Linked DNA regions of Homo sapiens: region 1 is linked to region 2. A link is a contact called in ENCODE Hi-C or POLR2A ChIA-PET data. All regions are on one chromosome and are shown on one strand. Each heading gives the region's core, a stretch centred on a gene start or an enhancer-like site at or near the end of the contact. The rest is flanking DNA. Distances are from core to core; before and after follow the strand shown. Region 1 has its middle 51 kb from the start of SOCS1. Region 2 overlaps CLEC16A (C-type lectin domain containing 16A).

Evidence for each region. Hi-C counts contacts between places; a loop is a spot of excess contacts on that map. ChIA-PET counts read pairs that join two places held with the same protein, here RNA polymerase II (POLR2A). Pooled maps may share reads with other maps.
Region 1: a pooled map shows a loop between it and region 2 (2.5-fold over the local background). The contact joins two enhancer-like sites. A Hi-C loop is called at or near these places in 2 of 168 maps with a recorded cell type or tissue (PC-9 and left cardiac atrium), 1 of 37 single-sample maps with no recorded cell type and 5 of 50 pooled maps. POLR2A ChIA-PET finds 5 or more read pairs at or near these places in 5 of 52 experiments (A673, GM12878, K562 and 2 more).

The regions. Positions count from the first base shown.
Region 1 is chr16:11,201,631-11,208,330 of GRCh38, reverse strand. No RefSeq gene overlaps it. Among named protein-coding and RNA genes, the nearest start is that of SOCS1, 51 kb to the left of the region's middle. RefSeq lists enhancers at 1,523-1,592, 1,603-1,692, 2,013-2,152, 4,966-5,045, 5,079-5,875 and 1 more. Within about 2 kb of position 2,211, at least 5 of the 41 ENCODE cell types and tissues checked have a DNase peak (open chromatin) inside an H3K27ac peak, as active enhancers do.
Region 2 is chr16:11,160,094-11,166,656 of GRCh38, reverse strand. CLEC16A (C-type lectin domain containing 16A) reads right to left here. Exons shown (of 24, transcript NM_015226.3): 23 at 105-269. Among named protein-coding and RNA genes, the nearest start is that of SOCS1, 93 kb to the left of the region's middle. Within about 2 kb of position 4,441, at least 5 of the 41 ENCODE cell types and tissues checked have a DNase peak (open chromatin) inside an H3K27ac peak, as active enhancers do.

The DNA.
Region 1 (6,700 bases), core at 962-3,461, 44 kb before region 2:
GACCCAGATGAGCCATCATCCCCAACACTCCCTGTCGTGTCCCGGAAGCCTGACCTTGACCCTGGTCAGCTGTTTCCCACACCCCGAATGCACTTGCTGTCCTTCCCATCAACATGGGCTCCTCCTTCAAGGTTGGTCCGAGTGGTTGCCCCCAAGAGGGGCCTCCAGGATTCTTAGTGACAAGTGACAGAATCCAAATGTGGCTCATTCAAGCAGAAGAAAAGGTATTAAACAGATATTGGGGTATGCAAAACTCCCAGGAAGGCAGGAGGATCCCATGGAAAAGGGGAGGCAAGACGTCACCCCTATTCCTACCACAGAGCCAGCCTGGTGAAGTCCTCCTTCTTCACAGCTGCCAGGAACTCCATGTGGCCCAGGCTCCCCCCAGAAAGAGTCCTGGACAGGACAAGCCTCCAATTCAAACTCCAGAGCAGGTGCCTCTGATTGGCAGAGTCCAGTCACATGCCATGCCCTAGCTGCAAGGGAGGCAGGGAAAGTGGGTGTGGACTATTTGGGCTCCTCCCATGGAAGGCGGGCTCTACTTGCCCATTGTCCTATGTGGGAGGAGTTTCCTAACTCTGGGGTGGGAGTTCAGAGAGTTAGGGCTCATAGACTAAGGCTCTGTGCCTCCCCAAACCTCAGCATTCCCCATCTCAGGAGAGGCACAGTCGAATATCTGGTCACTCAGTCCTTGACACAGCCCTCTGCTGCACCCCAAGTCCACAGGTTCGACTTCCTGCGTGTGTCTTGCACCCATGGGCATTTCCACATCTCTGCCTCCTTCTCTGTGCAAGCTTCCGTGATGAGTCTCCCATGCAGTGGAGGAGACAGGCACTAAAATCATGAGGACAGCCCAGTGTGATACATGCTGTGATGGGGACATGCAGGGAGCCTAGAGGAGGCACCTGGTCCAGCTGCGGGCATCTGGGAAGGCTTCCTGGAGGTGACACTGCTGAGTGTTGGAGAAAAAATAGGAATTATAGAAACAAAGGTGTTAGGCCTTGTGCAGTGGCTCACAACTGTAATCCTAGCAGTCTGGGAGGCCAAGGTGGGCGGATCACAAGGTCAGGAGTTCGAGACCAACCTGGCCAACATGGCGAGACCCCATCTCTACTAAAAATACAAAAATTAGCTGAGCGTGGTGTACATGCCTGTAATCCCAGCTACTTGGGACGCTGAGGCACAAGAATTGCTTGAACCCAGGAGGCAGAGGCTGCAGTGAGCTGAGATCGTGCCACTGCACTCCAGCCTGGGTGACAGAGTGAGACTCGGTCTCAGAAAAAAAAAATAAAGAGAGAAAGAAAGGTGTTGGAGGCATCCTCTCAGGCTGAGGCAACAGCTTTGCAAAGCCACAGAGGTGCAAGGGGGAATTCCAAGGAGTTCTGGCATCACCAGGGGTAATGTGTGAGGCAGAGTTGTCAAGAGATGAGACCACTCAGGGTGGAAGGTACCCAATCACTGCTGGCTTATGAGGCCTGGCTTTGAGTGAGGGCTAGGTGCCAGGGCAGGGGAGTGGCATGGTCAGATGTGAGCTGAGAACGACCCCTAGGAGAGGCTGACCTGGGGAGCAGCCAGGGGTGTGACAGGACTGTGGGGAGCAGGAGAGGGACTTGACCTGGAAGACTCAGCTGGCTTCTGGGGGCAAGCAGAAGTTTGCCACTGCTGCTGCGGCATGTCTGGGCGAGGCAGAGAGACGTGGGCAAGTCCCTGGCCCAGTCTGGTGTCCTCAGTTTCCTTATGTGTAAAGAGAAGGGTGTGGTGATCTCCAGGCCAGGGGCTGAGAGCCATTGAGGCCACCCACTTCCTGGTCCTGTCCGCCCCACTCCCACGATGTACCAGGAGCTGGGGATGCAGTGACAAGAAGTGGAAGCCACAGCCCAGCTCTCATGGGCAGTGGGTCCGGGAGTGGACATGCAGTGATGACCTAGGTCTGGGCTGAAGAAGCTTTTCCCAGCAGTATGTAGCCCAGCACGCAGGAGAGATGCACCAGGAAAGGGATCTTAGCCGTTGACAACTGCCCTCCCATAGCAGCCCCACTGGGGCCAGGTTTCTTGGGACAATCAATGCCATCATTCCGGGAAGCCTACCCCAGGAGAGGCCCTGATTTCCCCCCATTTGCATAGCCACAGTAACAGGAAACAGGACTCACATTGCCTCATCAGTGCGGGCTGGGCCAGGCCAGGCCAGCTCAGGGCTCAGCTTGGATGTCCCAGCCTGGGCTGCCTCCTGGACAGCTGGCAGAAGCCCCATCTGGGCACTCCATCCGGTGGTGGCCAGACAGGTGGCCCGGGAGCTCCAAGGCTGTCCCCAGGCCCACCTGGATGTCCGACATGAAGGCTCCAAGCAGCTCAGCAGCATCCCCTGGGAAGGAAGGGGGGCTGTCAACAGTGACAGCTGGGTGCTCTATTGGGGTCAAAGTGCGCCGAGTTACTGCCAAGCTATCCTGGTTCCCAGAAATGATGTGTAGAACTTCCTGCCGCAAGGAGTGTGGCTATCTGCTACCTGGCCCCCCTCCATCCTCTCCCAGTTTCCCCCAGCTCCCTTCCAGAAAGCCAGGCTTTCAGCAGGAAGAGTGTTTCTCGGATGCCGTTCACTGGGTGCTGGGTGTGACCCAAGGCTCCACGTGCTGAGCTGGGTCCAGAAACCAGGAGTTTGGGGTGCAGAGAAGGGGCAAGCTTGAGTTTAGCCTCATCAGAGCCAGGTGCCCCTGGAGCCCTGGACCTCATGGGCCTCAGTCCTCCCACATCTGCCATGGGGATACTTGTGACTACCTCTCAGCGTTGACAGGAGGCACTAAAAGGGAAGGCGCTGTAGCAGTGCTGGTGACTGCGATACTAGCGCTCACGTCTGCCTTAGTCCCAGTGCTCCGGCCGCGTTGGGGCAGCTATTGAAAGAGAAGCCAGATTTCAACATTATATGAAGAGACAATGTGGTGGAAGTTTAGCCCTGTCCAAGATACCCTGTGGACACAGCCTGACCTGGGTTCGGATCTTGACTGTGCCACTTGCTGGCCGTATGACCCAGGGTGAGCTCCTCAGCTTCCCTGAAGCTCAGTTTCTGCATCTGTAGAATGGGAATGAATAGCGATGTCCATCCGTTAGGGCTATGGTAAGGAGTCGATGAGACACCACATGAAAGGGACCCGATAAAAGGGAAGGTGTGGATGACGGGGTCACGAGCCCACTGAGAGGATGTAAAGCTCAACCCTATAGCGGCTCCTGTGGCAGAGGCTGGGGTTATGGAAATAAGCCCCCGTGGCCGTGTTAAATCAACCCCCCAGAGAAGTCAGAGGCAGTGAGGAGGCAGGAAGCACTCAGTCCTAGACTAGGGATCCAGAAGACTAAGGAAGGCAAATGCCTGGCCAGTGACATCTGAGGAGGCTTCCTGGAGGAGGGGATGTCTGAGCTAGTGTCAAGGATGGACAGGTTTGGCCACCAACGTGAAAGGTCACATCCCAGGAAAGCAGCCAGCTGGGGCAAAGGCAGGGTGACCAATGTTTCTCTGCAGGCGTGGGAAGGACAAGCCACGTGGTTGAGGGATCACCCACTGCCTCCCCCACAGACCCCTGACTCCACCTCTCAGAGCCCTGAGCCTCCAGTCATGGGCACAGCCATTCTCTCTCTCACTCCAGGTCTTCAGACCCCTAGCAATGGGGATGCCCCCTTTCCTGGCATCACAGGAAAAAGTGGTGGCACATACCTGGTGGTATGGACCCTGTCCTTCTCCATGGGCCCCTGCTCTTCCTCCTCAGCATCATCGTTGCCAACATTGTAATTTGTAACTGTTTTCTGGTCATTTTTCTATGCAAATAATTTTTGAATGAACAAAATGGGGTTATGGTTTCCAAACTCTTACAACTTGCTTTTTCCTCTAAGGATACACATACCATGAGCATTTTCCCAGGGAAGCAATACTCCAAATCACCATTTTATTTTATTTATTTTATTTTGAGATGGAGTCTCATTCTGTCGCCCAGGCTGGAGTGCAGTGGTGGCTCACTGCAACCTCTGTCTCCCGGGTTCAAGCGATCCTCCTGCCTCAGCCTCCTCAGTAGCTGGGATTACAGGCATGTACCACCACGCCTGTTTTTTTTTTTTTTTGAGATGGGGTCTTGCTCTGTCGCCCAGGCTGGAGTGCAGTGGTGCAGTCTCAGCTCACTGCAAGCTCTACCTCCCGAGTTCACGCCATTCTCCTGCCTCAGCCTCCCCAGTAGCTGGGACCACAGGTGCCTGCCACCACGCTGGGCTAATTTTTTGTATTTTTAGTAGAGATGGGGTTTCACCGTGTTAGCCAGGATGGTCTCAATCTCCTGACCTTGTGGTCCGCCCACCTCAGCATCCCAAAGTTCTGGGATTACAGGCGTGAGCCACCGCGCCCGGCCTATGCCCGCCTAATTTTTGTGTGTTTAGCAGAGACAGGGTTTCACCATGTTGGCCATGCTGGTCTTGAAATCCTGACCTCAGATGATCTGCCTGCCTTAGCCTCCCAAAGTGCTGGGATTACAGGTGTGAGCCACCTCGCCTGGCCTCCAAATCACTATTTTAATGGCCCCATGGCATAGATGGACTGTCATGAATTTAACCAAGTCTGTAATCTCAGCAAACATTTCTTCAGGAGGGTAAGATGTGTGCAGCCAAGAGTACAAGGGTCCAGAGTCCTTCGGTTTGGTTTCTGACTCCACTTTTTTGTGTTTAAAGAGATGGGGGTCTCACTATGTTGCCCAGGCTGACCTCGAACTCCTGGGCTCAACTGATCCTCCTGCCTTGGCCTCTGGAGTAGGTGACTCTACTTCTTAGAGCTGTGTGACTCTGGACAAGTTACTCAACCTCTCTGTTTTTCCTTGGTTTCCTGAAAGATGAGAAACAGAGGAGCCCCTGCAGATGCCTAGTCATGAGACTCCCTTGAGCTCTTGGGTGTGTGGTGCTTAATGAAGCGCAGCGCCCTGGAGACAGACAGGAGGTGCCACGTGGATGGGGTAAGGGGTATTGTTGCTCTTTGTTGTTGCTATTTGGGCCAGGTATTGATTTTACAGTCTGGAGAGTGAAGGGCTCATGCCAAGTGGCATGAATGTTCAGAGTGACCACGACGGTTCAGTGAGACCTTGGTGCCTCTTCCCCTCCCTGGCCCCTTCCACGGAAAGCATCTGAGTCCCTTGCAGGGGGCAGGTCTCCAAATTCCCAGAAACATCTGGGGCTGGTTGGCCTCACAGGCCAATTACACCAGTGTCCCAGGAGTCTAGAAAGACGTTCTAGAAAGACACTCTCTGGGGAGAAAACCATACTGAAGTCTGCCCAAAATGCCACCATCACCCACCCCCTCCCTCTGGGTTCAGCACTGCCCTCTCCCTGGGTTCCCCTTTGCATGTTAAATTAATGCCCCAGAGAGGCTCTGCAGACGGCCCCAGTGACGGCCACCACTGGAGAGACTCCCTGGATGGATGGACAGATGGATGCAGCCCCAACTCCCCCACTCCCACGGGGCCCCAGCCAGAAGGCAAGAAAGCCCCTACCCAGCCTCTAACTGCTCAAAATCCCCAGCACCAAATTCCCCCAGCCTGGGGATCGCCAGGAGGGAGCCCTGCGTCCCCAGTGTTGGCCCCACCTCCCTTCCCCCAGGGGGCAGGTGCAGCCTAGCTCTGCTCTAGTGTCCCCTGGGCACTTCTGTTCCCAGACCAGGAGCCTCCCTCAGCCCCAAGCCTGGGCACCCCAAGGCTCTCCCAGGCTTGGGTGGCAGCATCCCTGGCTCTCCTTTGCAGGCTGCTCAGCCTCTCTGAGCCGTGATTTTCTGCAAAATAGGAATAATGGGACTATTAGATCGAATGACACATGAGATTGCCATTTTTGTGGGTCAAGATCAGACAGGCAATCAGCAATTTCTTATGGTTTCAGCAGACGGCTGCCTTCGGTAGGGAGCTGAGGACTAAATGAAGAAACAAACGAGCAGCCCTGGGCACAGAATTTGGCCCAACAAACTTTTCATTGTCATTCCTATTACTTATTGTGGTGGATGGGGCTATCCCTCTCCCACTTCAAGGATCAGCAAGCCCTGCCACTCGGACGAGGCTCCCTCTGAGGCCAGGAAGGGGCCAGGGGGCCCTTCCTGAGTCCTGCCCACAGCCCCTGACTCGCCAGGCTGGACACTCCTTGCTGAGTCTTTTAACTGTCATTTCCCCCAAAAAGCCCTTAATCACCCTCTGCCGGGCCAGGGGGAGGAACCGGGAGCTGCAGGAGCTGCAGGCTGGCCTGCAGGAAGATGACTCAGGGGAATCCTTCGATCCCCTTGGCACGATGTGGGGGAGTGATTAAGGGGGGCGTCACAGGTGTGCGCCATGTGTCCGTCACCTGGCCGCTGAACTTTTTCTGAGCTGGAGCTGCTGGAAGCTGACTCAGGGGGTGGGCCTCTCCTGCCCTCCTTCCCCTCCCCAGGGCCAGGTCCCCTCTCTGTGGTGCTGGGAGGCAGGCCCTGAGCATTTCATTCATTGATTCATTTCTTTCATTTGTCCATTCATTGTTATCAGATCGATCAGTGGCTCACTTGTGTGACTCATCTGTGGGTCCGGCCCTTCATTCATTAGTAATAAACTCCATGACCATTCGCCCAGCCTGTCCTCTGGGCCAGCTGCCTTGTCAAGTGGGTTTTCTCATTCAGTCCTCTCAGTGCCCTGGAGGAAGAGCTATTATTACCCCCATTACATGGAGAG
Region 2 (6,563 bases), core at 3,192-5,691:
AAGTGCTGTGACAAGGAGGACCTGGAGGTCAGGGGTTTTGGTAATGGTGAGGGATCACGGGGTTCTCCAAATGTCCCCATATCACTGAGTCACGTGGCCAATACCTGCTGGACTCTGGGCTGTGGAGGGGGTGGAGGACGAGCTGGTGCCTCCAGAGTCGCAGTGGCTGGTGCTCCCGCTGCCGCTGGGGCTCCCGCTGGCGGAGGGTGGCGACTGTGAGGACAGGGACGGGGAGCTGTGCTGGTTTATGCACTGGGCCACGGCGAAGCCTGCAAGACAAAGTACCAGGTGACCAAGTGGAAGCAAAGAGTAGGCCTGAGGGCCTCAATGTCATGGTTCCACTGAACAACCCAACCTCAGTTCCTTGAAAGTCCTGCTCTGTTCCCTGGAACAGGCTGACCTCACTGGTCGTGGCCCTGACCCAGCCACATTTTGAAGCTATTTCAAGGAAAAGGTTTATTACAGGTTTATTTCAAGGAACAGAGTACAACCAGCCACAGAGCTGAGTGTGGGGCCATGAGTCGTAAATCCGAGTGCCTGATACTGGCTCAGCAGCGTGCCAGCTGTGCCCTTGAAGAGGGACGTGCAGCCTCGTGGCAAGTTCACCCAGGGATGCTAGATGCCCTCATGGTAGAGTCTCAGGCTTCTGCTGATGGTGTCCAAGGAAGGGCACCGGACCCATGCTCTGAAGTCATACCTGGGGGACCCACGCTCTGAAGTCACACCCGGGCAGGAGGACAGTGCCCTGGACGCTCCTTCCAGAGAATTTGCTCTGCCCTTGAGGTTCTAGGGAAGTCAGGTTCAGGAACAACGAAAGCCCTGGCAAAGAGCTAGTGATGATGGTCTCAAATGGCCCTCAGCATCTCCGGGACCTGGAGGTGGAGTCTGCCCACACGTTTCTGCGGTAAACTGACCCAGCGGGGATGAACGAGCCCCTCATCTTGGAGACACTCAGACCTGGGTGCACCCCTGTTTCCCACACAGAAGCACCAGACACTTGAACAGCTATTGTGTTTCTCTTGAGTCTTTCCCAGCCACAACCTGGAGTATCACTACATACTCCCACTGTTGTGGGAATAAAATGAAAGAACTATTATCACACCCCAGAACAGGGTGTGGCACATGGTGAGAGCTCAGTATACATGTTTGTTCTTTATGTTTTTTTGCGATAGGGTTTCACTCTGTTGCCCAGCCTGGAGTGCAGCGGTGTGATCTCAGCTCACTGCAGCCTTGAGCTCCCAGGCTCAAGTGATCTTCCTGCCTCAGCCTCTTGAGCAGCTGGGACTACAGGGATATGCCACCATACCCAAATAATTTTTTTTTTTTTGGTAGAGATGGGGGTCCCACTGTATTGCCCAGGCTGGTCTTGAACTCCTGGACTCAAGTGATCCTCCTGCTTCAGCCTCCCAAAGTTCTGGGATTACAGGTGTGTGTCACCACACCTGGCCGATACGTGTTCTTTACGATAAATCAAAGCCCCTTTTATCCGGCCCAGGAGCCCCTCTTCTGGTGGACATGTGCTTTTCTGCAGGCCACGACTTCAGCCCCTAGGAGCCAAGCAGGACCCATGGTGATGGTGCTTCGTGGCACAGAAGCAGCCCCAAATTGCGGTGGAGATATGGGGGGGCGAGTCCTCCTTCCAGCTGAGAGAGGGGATCTCAACCCTCTTGGTCACTCCTGCAGCCTTCCCACTCCTCAAGCGAATGCATTCACCACAGCCAGCCCTGGACCCCATTCATGCCACCTGCCCTGCCTGAACTTCACACGGTCCAGCTCTCTACTAACACTACTTCCAGAAGGCCCTCTAGGCCCTGACCTCACCTTTCTTGAAACTCAGGAAGGCTGCAGGGTGTTAGCAGGGGTTGGCATCCTGCAACCTGCTGCCTGCTTGGTAAGTAAAGTTTTACTGGAACAAGCCACGGTCCTTTGTTTACAGAGACTATGGCTGCTTTCTCGATCAGCGGCAGAGTTGAGCAGTTGCCATAGCGACCACATGGCCTGCAAAGCCTAAAAGGCTTTTTTGCCAGGTTACCTGGCTCTGGACAGAAGCAGTGTGCCCATCTGGTGCAGGGGATGACACCCAGGTTATGGCACCAGGGAAGCCTGGGATTTAACCCTCCTCTGCTCACTTCCCAGCTGAGGGACCTTGGGCAAGTCCCTGATGTCCCTCAGCCTCCTTCCTTTCACCTACAGATGGGACCTGCGGCTCAGCTTAGGGCTTAGCAGGACTCTTCTCCGGGCCATCAAGGAGGGGCTATTTCCACTCAGGTTCATGTGAAGCTGTTTTCGTCTAAAGATCAGCTCCTTAAAAGGCAAGGGCCCTATTTATACCCCCAGTTGGGTTTTGGGGGTGACTTAACAAGCGCTGACTATAATGGCAAGTGCATGGGGCCCAGTGAAAGCAGGGTGAGTCTCCGAGTGAGGCGGTCATCCTGAGCACCAGCTCCTCTTGCGTGGAGGGTATTTCCTGCCCGCACCTACCGCAGAGGTCTGCTTGCGGAGAGAAAGGCAGGATGAATGTAGCTGGAGTTCTCAGGAAGAGGCACAATGTGATATATTGTGTGTGTGTGTGTCGGGGGCCCGCTCAGATGAACTATGGCAAACATCCGGCAAATCCAAACACTGGGCAGGAAGATTCCTTGGGGACACTCAGCCGCAGCCTCATGGAACCAGTTTTATAGCTGCTCACTTCTTAATCACTTAGAGCGGTAAACCCCCCAGTTTACAAGCTGTTTACTTGCCTCGAAAATGAATTACCCCTTAACAAATCAAAATGTCAAGATGGCTTTTCCCGAGCTGCCTATTTATCAGGGCCATGAACAGAGGGCCAGCCAGTGTAGTAACAGAGTTGGGATTACACCTTGTATGCTCCCGACAATGACCCCGGCTGGAAGGGATCAATGACATAGCCGTTGCCAAGGTGGTCACAGGCCCATTTGAAGAAGACACGTCTTTTCTCTTGCCCTCTTTAAAGCCATGGTTTATTACAGCATCATAAACCTGGTTTATTATCAAAAGACATCTGCAGTGGGACATGTAGGGTAGCAGATGAGAAGCTGGCACTGCAGTCAGGATGCTTAAATTCTTTTATTTTGGGAATGGGTTGGGATCAAGTCATAGATTGGCAGTAAAATCTGCATGTACTGAGTTAAACAAACAAACAAACAAAAAAATCACCAACTACCGATCCCATCCATTTGCAGGGTCTAGCTGAGCAGAGGTTACTGAACACATCTCTCCCTCACCCACTTCTACTAAAACTCCCACTTCCCTCCTTTCCACTCTCTCTCCCTTTGCCAGTGGCACTGAGACCAGAAAGCCACAGTGACTTTTGGCTTTTTTTTTCCTTTATTTTGCTGGATGGCCAAGGCCCCCCACCTGCAATTTCAAGGGGTTTTTCCCCAAATCAAAGTGGCAACACATCAGAGAATCAGGAGGGTGCTGGGGAGAATTCAGGGTGAATGTCTATGGCCAGAGCGCCCTGTCCTCTGGTTCCTGCTTCATCCCAGTCAGGCAGTCCCTGATGAACTAGCTTTGGCAGAGGTGCCAGAGGCTTTTGGTGTATGAATCAAACACACTTGGGCTGCGAAGTAGGTGCAAACACACAGACAAGCCAGAGATCGTGCGACAGGAGTGAAGGCAAACCGGCCTCCCTGAGATCCTCTCCAGTGATAACAGTCTTGGCTCTCCCTGGGTATGCTTCAAGGACAGCCTGCAAAATGTGTATCAGAGGCTGCATGGACTTTCACACCATCTGACCAATTCCACACCTGCAGCATCCCATGCTGCAGACGACACTGTGGGTGGATGCACATACCGAACTACAAGGATATTCAGCATATTGGTGTGCAGAACAGAGAACAGAAGACAGCTGATAAGTCCAAGAACTGGGGAAAGGCTAAGTGAATTCTAATCCCTCTAGATGATGAAATTCCCTGCTGCCAACCAACACGCTGGTAAGAGAAGACTAAGTGTTGGGGGAAATGCTCAAGATGGAGTCAATGAAAAAAGGTTAGAAAAAGCATGTCCCATATGTTTCCGCTCTTGCAAAAAATTTGTGCTCTCTTTCCCCCTTGTCCAGAGCAGAGAAGGCAGCTGGAGATTTGAAGCTGACACAGTGAGAGAAGCAGGTAGTTGTACTGCAGTGAGTTTTGTTATTTTTTGTGCTTGTCTGAATTTTCCAAGACTCCTATTGTAAACCTTATTTTAAACCAAAAAGAGAAAAAAAAGGGAGGATGATGGAGGGAACACAAACTGCCTGGGAACTGGATAGACTCAAGCTCCCGATCCTAACATCCTCCTGAGATCTGTTCTGCCCTCTGAAGCTCTCTCCCCTGGACTCACCAAGAGCAGGGCCAGGCAGGCCACTCCAACAGTGGGGGGAAACTATGCCCATGGTGAGACACATCCCCCACTTCCCAGGAGCCCCCAGTTTCACGGTCGGGGGGCGCAGCCCAGAGTCTTCCTGTTGCCCTCTGGCCGTGTTCTGCCAGTTATTTTGGGAAGATGAACTAATGAATAACGCTCTGGCATTTGTGAAGCACAAAAATACCAAGAAAAGGTCAGTCTTCTATTTTTAGGCCCACTGACAGAAGGAAAGCTGGGCTTGGAGTCAGAACCCCAGGTTTGAGTCCAAGCTCTGCCCAAACTGACTTCGAGACCTTGGACATGCCCCCCTCCTCCTCTTCTACAGGTCTTTAAGCTTTCCCCACCAATAATCACTTAACCATGTGATTCAAGATTCAGAGCCGGCCAGCAGCCGCCTAGGGGCTTGCACACGAGTTTCGCTTTGCTTATTTATGTTATATGTGTGTTTGTTGGAGGTACCACCATGGACACGTTGGGAGCTTTTACACACAGACCTGGATTTCTGCTTTCTTAAAAAATGAAAAGATCTGGCTTTATGGGGCCCCATTCCTGCAGGACAGCAACGGGAGAGAGATGAGCAGAGCTGGGTCCCTGCTCTTGCAACTTGCCTGGCCGTGTGGGCGTTTGAGTTGATAATCTCTGCTCTTTATGCCTAGATTGTTGGTCAAATCCATAGGACTCAGGGAAGCTGGAACCCCCAGATATCTTTCGAGTCAAGGCCCTCCTACAACCCCAGAATCACTGGGTGTGCATAGGAGTGGGGATGTGGAAATATGGCGATCTGCCTCCAGCAGCCTAGGTCAGTCCTCAGACCTCCTACCAAGAACCACTTGCTCTCAACCTTTGCTAGGCCGTTCCCTCGGTCTGGAGTTCTGTTTTGCTTCTTTTCTGTCTTTACAAACCCCTGCCCCATTCTTCATGGCTCACGCAGCTCAGCATTAGCCTGGGAGGAGTCTTTGCATAAGGTAGGGTTAACTATTCTCTCCCCTGTGCTTCTGCAGCAGCTCTGTCCAACCTTGGGGCCTTGATGGCTGTGTAGGAGTCGGCCTACCTAAGCAGGGCATAAGAAATTTGACTGCAAAGATGTTTAGGTATTTAGTGTGATGATTATCATTACATTAATAGCTAGCACCTGGAATCCTCTAGGTTAAGAGGGTTTTGTTCACTTTATTGGGAAGGCTTAAAACAAAAAAGCAAAAAGAAGAGGGTTTTGGACAGTGTTCTTGATATTGTAAGCTGTCTCTCAATAACCATTCTCCCTTTCGGTTGCAGTTACAGAACCCAGAAGCTAGTCGTGGCCAAGTGACTAAGTTGTGACCAGTGAGATAGAAATGAATGTGGCATGTGGGATTTCCTGGAAAGCTCTTTAAAAGGAAAGGGGGTATATCCTCCTCCATTCTGCTTCCTGGAAAATGGATGCAATGGCTGGAACTCCAGCAGCTGCCCTGAGCTATGAGGATGAATCACACATTAGGGACAGCAGAGCACTGAAAAGGAAGGAGTTTGGGTCCCTGACGTCTTTGTGTATCTCTTGACTACAAGGCTTCTTTTACCCGAGAGGGAAATTAACTTCCCCTTTGAGTTTATCTTTACTATGTAGTTGAACTTAATCTTAACTGATACAGTTAGGGAAAAAACTTTGTTAATGCGGGGATGTGAGTTAAGTCCCCTAGGGACAAGGGACGGGCTGGCTCCCAGAGTTTTTGGTGCAGAAAAAGCTGCCCTGTACCTGCTGGGTGGAATCTAGGTGTGGTGGGCTGAAGGGAAAGAGGGAAAGGGGCAAGTGAGGTGGGGAGGTGACCCGCCACCTAGGGCTTATGAAACACTTGGTCAACTCTTTCCCATGTGGTGCAAGTGGACTTTTTGGGTAGAAACCAGAGATGGGACCGAGTTTTTGTCTGGGTTCACACCTGGTCACAGAGATTACACACAATTGTTAAGACCCAGAAAGAGCGAGGCCCGAGAGAGACTAAAGGGTGGGAAGGGCTTGGATGTGTGTAGGCACAAAAACTAGTGGGCTTGCACCAAAAGTTTTCTGAATCTCCAAATGAGCAGGGACGCCCCCCGACCTCTGTGGCCTGCCTGGAGTTGGTGCCGCTTTGCACTTGGTAATTACTCTGAGGATACTGGCCATGTGACTAAAGTGCAACTATTTCAGGCTTAAAAAAAAATCTACCCTTGGAAGATGTGAAAAC